Regions from separate parts of the Homo sapiens genome. Here region 2 is linked to region 1. A link is a loop called in an ENCODE intact Hi-C map of the cell type or tissue named here. Cell type or tissue: IMR-90. All regions are shown on one strand. Each heading gives the region's core, and the rest is flanking DNA. Links, peaks and the distances in the headings are about the cores only. Region 1 overlaps IPO11 (importin 11). Region 2 overlaps IPO11 (importin 11).

Region 1 (2,852 bases), core at 1-2,500:
TGAATTCATAATGCAAAATATGCAAAAATAAAACCAGCAATATTATTTTTGTAAAAATTTTGATGTTGTCTTGGTTGTGAACTTATTAACTTCTAATATTTGAAATGTATTTTTAACAGGTAGAAGTATAGGTACAGATAATGTGTGTAGAGATAGACTGGAAAAGACCATCATTCTTTTTACTAAAGTGGTAAGTTTTTTAAAAACTTGTTTTCTCAAATATAATACACATATTCAGATTTACAAAGGAAAATGATATTTTTATAACCATACATTTTCACTTTAGTGTAAGGAAACCTATGTTCTGACTCCTTATAGGAAAGCTAAAAATTGCTTTTATATGTACTTTAGAATGCATATAATAATTAAATTTACATACCATGTGTCATAGTGTAAGTCACCTTGGTACATGAAAAATAAATTCTAATAAATATTAGAGTATTTGATTCCTCTAAAGCTCATTATTCTTTGACCCACTGGAGAAAGTGGAGATAAAGAAGATAGCAGTGCAGTTCAGCTAGAAGTAGATCAAATGTAGCAGACAGGAAGTCAGTATATTCAGAATGACCATCAGACTATCTTCGTCCATACTAAGCATCTTTTGAGTGGAATTATAGGGGGTGCGCTGTGGTAGGCAGTGTGTATAATTACATTTTATAAAACATTAACTTTTAATGATATTTTGGTCTTGAAGGATTGGGAGAAGTGCAAATAATTGGGTTACAGCAGTTAGAAAGACCTAGCTTGGGGACTGCTTGCACTAAAATAGGTACTTGAAGACAGGTGGGAACAACTAAATCTGTAATCTATTTCCCTTTTTAATTAAAGATTCAATAATAGGGTAGGGGTTGCTTATTCCCTGGGAGGGGAGTAAAGGAGCAGAAATGAGCTGTTTTTTATCTTTGTGTTTTAGGTAGTAATTACCTTTAGTTTCAGTTGTCTTCGTTTCTCTTGTTCCAAGTAGCCTCAACAACAGAAGTTCACCTAATCTTCCAAGATACATTATAAAATTGACTAAGATTCTCTGTTTAAAAAAACACAAAGCAAAGTAAAACAGGATGATGTGCTTAGTCAAAGAGGACTATACAGTATATATCACTGACACTTGCCTGCGGCTCTGCTGCCTCACAGTCCCTACTCACTATATCAGTTACATAAGTAAAATTTAAAAAGCATTATTTAGATGATCTGTTTTAGAAAACACATTTATTTAGCTGTGAGATTTTTCAGTTCTTTCAACTCTTTCTTAAGGTAATGACATGGATAGATGGTATCTGTAATTTATTCTACTTAACATGTTGGAAGCAATTTCATTTATGAAATTCATATTTATGATCTCTAAGACTTTATTAAAGCTTTTTAAATTAGAACATTTCAAAATAGAATAAAGTTACTATAAATAGAATTGAGTAACTTTGAGTCTTCATGACATCATCACTCAGCAACAATTATCAACATATGGCCACAGTCAGTCTTACTTTGTCTGTGTGCTGCTTTCCCCTCCCACCCTTGCTGGTTATTTTAAATCGAATCCCAGATATTATCTAGTATTACCTGTAAATATTTGAGTGCGTGTCTTTAAGTGGTAGGGTTGTTTTGTTTTGTGTGTGTGTATTTTCTGAGATGGGGTCTGACTCTGTCACCCACGCTGGAGTGCAGTGGTGTGATCTTGACTCACTGCAGCCTCTGCCTTGTGGGCTCAAGTGATCCTTCCACCTCAGCCTCCTAAGTAGCTGGGACCAGAGGCACATGCCACCACGCCCAGCTAAATTTTTGTATTTTTGGTAGAGATAGGGTTTTGCCATGTTGCCCAGGCTGGTCTCGAACTTCTGGGCTCAAGTGATCCACCCACTGCCACCTCCCAAAGTGCTGGGATTACAGGCGTGAGCCACCACACCTGGCCTGTTTTATTTTTTTTAAATAGGATCTTAACACAATTTTATATTTAAAAAATACTGATAGCTTCTTAATATCATTTAAATATCTAGTCAGATTTTAGATTTCTCTGATTGTGTCATGAATTTTTCTAGTTTGTTTGAATCAGGATTCAACTTGCATCAGCTCCCTTTCCATCTGTTCCAAAGTTATTTCCTTGCTGTTATTTCTTGAGGTAACAGGTAATTTTCTGTACTTTTTCATGTTTTGAATTTGATTGCTTGTGTCGCCACATGCTTTTTGTTAACATGTTCTTTAGTCTTCACACTTCTCCTCCCATATTTCTTATAAGTTGGTAGTTAGATGTAGAGGTTTAGTCACTTTCAGGCTTTTTTGTGGGGGATAGGGCAGGGATGGCAAGAATACATTATAAGTATTGTTCTGTATTGTATGACGTGCACACATGCAATGTGACACACAATGTCTGGTTGTCTCTTTTTCTCTTTTTTAAATTATACTTTAAGTTCTAGGGTACATGTGCACAATGTGCAGATTTGTTACATATGTATAATTGTGCCATGTTGATTGGCTGCACCAATTAACTTGTTATTTGCATTAGGTATTTCTCCTAATGCTATCCCTCCCCCATTCCACCACCCCACGGCAGGCCCCGGTGTGTGATGTTCCCCACCATGTGTCCAAGTGTTCTCATTGTTCGATTCCCACCTATGAGTGAGAATGTGCGGTGTTTGGTTTTCCGTCCTTGCGATAGTATGCTCAGAATGATGGTTTCCAGCTTCATCCATGTCCCTACAAAAGGACGTGAACTCATCCTTTTTTATGGCTGCATAGTATTGCATGGTGTATATGTGCCACATTTTCTTAATCCAGTCTATCGTTGATGGACATTTGGGTTGGTTCCAAGTCTTTGCTATTGTGAATAGCGCCACAATAAACATACGTGTGCCTGTGTCTTT
Region 2 (2,935 bases), core at 224-2,723, 70 kb after region 1:
GACTTGGAACCAACCCAAATGTCCATCTATGATAGACTGGATTAAGAAAATGTGGCACATATACACCATGGAATACTATGCAGCCATAAAAAATGATGAGTTTATGTCCTTTGTAGGGACATGGATGAAGCTGGAAACCATCATTCTGAGCAAAGTATCGCAAGGATAGAACACCAAACACCACATGTTCTCACTCATAGATGGAAATTGAACAATGAGAATACTTGGACACAAGAAGGGGAACATCACACACTGGGGCCTGTCGTAGGGTTGGGGGAGTGGGGAGGGATAGCATTAGGAGATATACCTAATGTAAATGACGAGCTAATGGGTGCAGCACACCAACATGGCACATGTATACATATGTAACAAACCTGCACGTTGTGCACTTGTACCCTAGAACTTGAAGTATATAAAAAAAAAACCACACACACACAATCTGTTGCAGGTGTATTTCGAAAGGGAATGGGTTTAAACTAAAGTGCAAAAGTTCTTTTTGTAATAACAAAATGTTGTCAAAAAACAATTAGTAATAGGTAATTGGATGATTGAAGTACCACACCTTGTCCAGTTACACAGTGGAGTACTGTGCATTCCATTAAAAAGAAATGAAGAAAATCGCTATATGAGTTTGAGAATATAAGTAAGGAGCATTGTCTCTAGTTTTCTTCTGTTTAAAAAGTAGAAGGCAGTGGAAGAATAAACCAGGTAATTAAAGTAGCTATCTAGCAAAAAGAGGAGGAGAGGGTGAAACTAGATCTGTCAGGATGTATATCTGTTTTATATTTTAGAGTTTGGAACCATGTAGAGGTAAAGCATGATTTAGGGGGAAAAATAAAAACAATTCCTAAAGATACAAAAGAGACTGAAACATTTGAATCTAACTGTTACGATGTTGGTGGCACAGCTATTTGAGAAGAATATTTCAAGTCATTTTAATACATAGTATTTCACATGTACATCCCTGGTGGGATGTAACGTTACAAAAAAAGTAAGTTTGTAATTACATTCAGTAGTATTATTGTCATCAGTAATATTGGTATTGTTATTTTGAAACTCATATGTGTATATGAATAGTAGATAGAAATAAGGTTATAGGACCTGGCATTTTTCACTATAAGAGAAATAATATCGGACCATTTCATATGGATTTCCCACAGGCACCTCAAATTCGTCATGTCAGAGTGGAATGTCATCATTATTACTGACATCACAATTGTACCCATTTGACCAAACAGGAAAGCTAGAAGCAGTGAAAGACTTTTTCACCTTTGGTCCACTGTTCAGCTTTTCTATATGTTGCCAGTTCTAGTTCTGAATTTTCTCTTGATTCTGTCCCATACCCTCTGCACCCAAGTCTGATAATGGTATTTTTCTTTCAGAAACTCTCATCTTCTCTAGCTACGGTTCCAGACCTTTTAGACCACAAAAACTCTGTTTTATCCCTGAAATATTTGTGTATACGACTATGTTATTTATTTACTCAATCAGATACTGCTTTATGTGGGGATTATTTAATCCTTACATTAATTCTAAGTACTCCCTTGCCACAACCCCCTCCTCCCTGCTGCTAAATAAAACTGTAAAGATTCCTATGGATTGGGGCCAGCCACAGCTATGTATTATTACTATAAATTCTCTTCAAACCCTTTTGTTTTTAAAATTTTAACCAGAATTTTATATGACATAGTTTAGAGTCAACTAGATAGATATATAAGGTTTCTTAAAGAAAAAAACTGTAGACACCTGTCTTTCTGCCATTTTTCCTTGCTCAGAGACAACCACTTTTAGTGCTTGTAGCCAATTGATTCTTTTGTATCTATGTTCAGATCTGTAAATAACACCCCTGTGTTGTTCCTTCATGAGTTGTTAATTGTAGGCAGTATGTATTGATACTGCCTTTGCACTTCCTCTGTGCCTTCATCCTCCAAGTAATCAAAATTCAGTGTTTACGTCATGATTCCTCTATTTCTTCTTCAAAGCTGAGACATGTAGTCAGCTGTGATTACTTCTCCTTTTCTGTACAATCTTTTGTATTCTCTGGAAGTAATACTTACCTTTTTTTGGTATAATTTTTTTATGTTCACTAAACTGTCTGACAGATGTCCAATATGTTCAGACACATCAAGGATTCTGTTACTTTAATTTTCTTGAGGAAGTCTCTTCAGAGCCATGCTGACTCCCACCTTGGGGCTCTTTCTTTTCCAAGTTTGTAGCTGCTGCTGCTTGTTCCTGTTGTTATGAAATTTTAGAATGAGGTGCCGTAATGTAAGTTTATTTAAATGCATTCCATTGGGCACTGATGGGCTCTTATAGTCTGGAAGCAATCTCTTTTAGACTCTTTAGAGAAAATACACTCTCTTCGTTCTCCTGGATTGGGCATCAGTTGTCCAGATACTACAGAGTTGAAAATATCTAGCACTCTGTTTCTTAGACAGACTTTCAACCAGTCTTATTTTCTTTCTTCTTATTTTTAGCTTCCCCTTTCTCCTTCCCAAAAGTATAAGATTCTGCTACTTTCTGTGTTTTTTGGAGTGGAGAAGGGGAGAAGTTATATGAAGTAAATCTGGTTGCTTCTGTCAGCTTTCTCCTTTGACACCTTGGGATTCAGCTTTCTCTGACTTGAGTCAGTTTCCTCTTGAATTTCTTTCTTGCTTTCAGTGTTTGTTTCTCATTCCTCTTGTCTTTTTAAAATTATGCTCCCCCTCTTAAAATTTTTTTTCTGTAATTTTAGTAGGGTTTTAGATGGGAGTGAAATTATACATGTATTTAATAATGGGCAGGTGGTCTTACTTTCTACTCACAGATAAATACTGTCTGGTGATATCTGCCTCTGTGACTCTCTCGGTCTACTAGCTTATCTGTATATTTTCCATGTTTATCTTTTTTCCCAGATCTAGTTGTGTTTTTGTTTTTTGTTTTTTGTTTTTTCAAA

What was found. A loop is a pair of places that touch in the nucleus more often than their neighbours do. Peaks named below come from ENCODE experiments on the same cell type or tissue, not always from the same donor. Only the 100,000 strongest peaks of a DNase experiment are listed, where the experiment ranks them.
Region 2: a loop joins it to region 1, with 2.1 times the contacts of the local background. A loop is called at or near these places in 2 of 110 quality-filtered maps.

Annotation. Positions count from the first base shown.
Region 1 is chr5:62,476,564-62,479,415 of GRCh38, forward strand. It overlaps IPO11 (importin 11), which reads left to right. Exons shown (of 30, transcript NM_016338.5): 9 at 120-190. Among named protein-coding and RNA genes, the nearest start is that of IPO11, 65 kb to the left of the region's middle. In IMR-90, for the core only: no CTCF peak of the experiment used is centred there; a DNase peak (open chromatin) is centred at 1,438.
Region 2 is chr5:62,546,183-62,549,117 of GRCh38, forward strand. The region is part of intron 24 of IPO11 (importin 11); the gene reads left to right. Among named protein-coding and RNA genes, the nearest start is that of IPO11-LRRC70, 31 kb to the right of the region's middle. In IMR-90, for the core only: no CTCF peak of the experiment used is centred there; no DNase peak of the experiment used is centred there.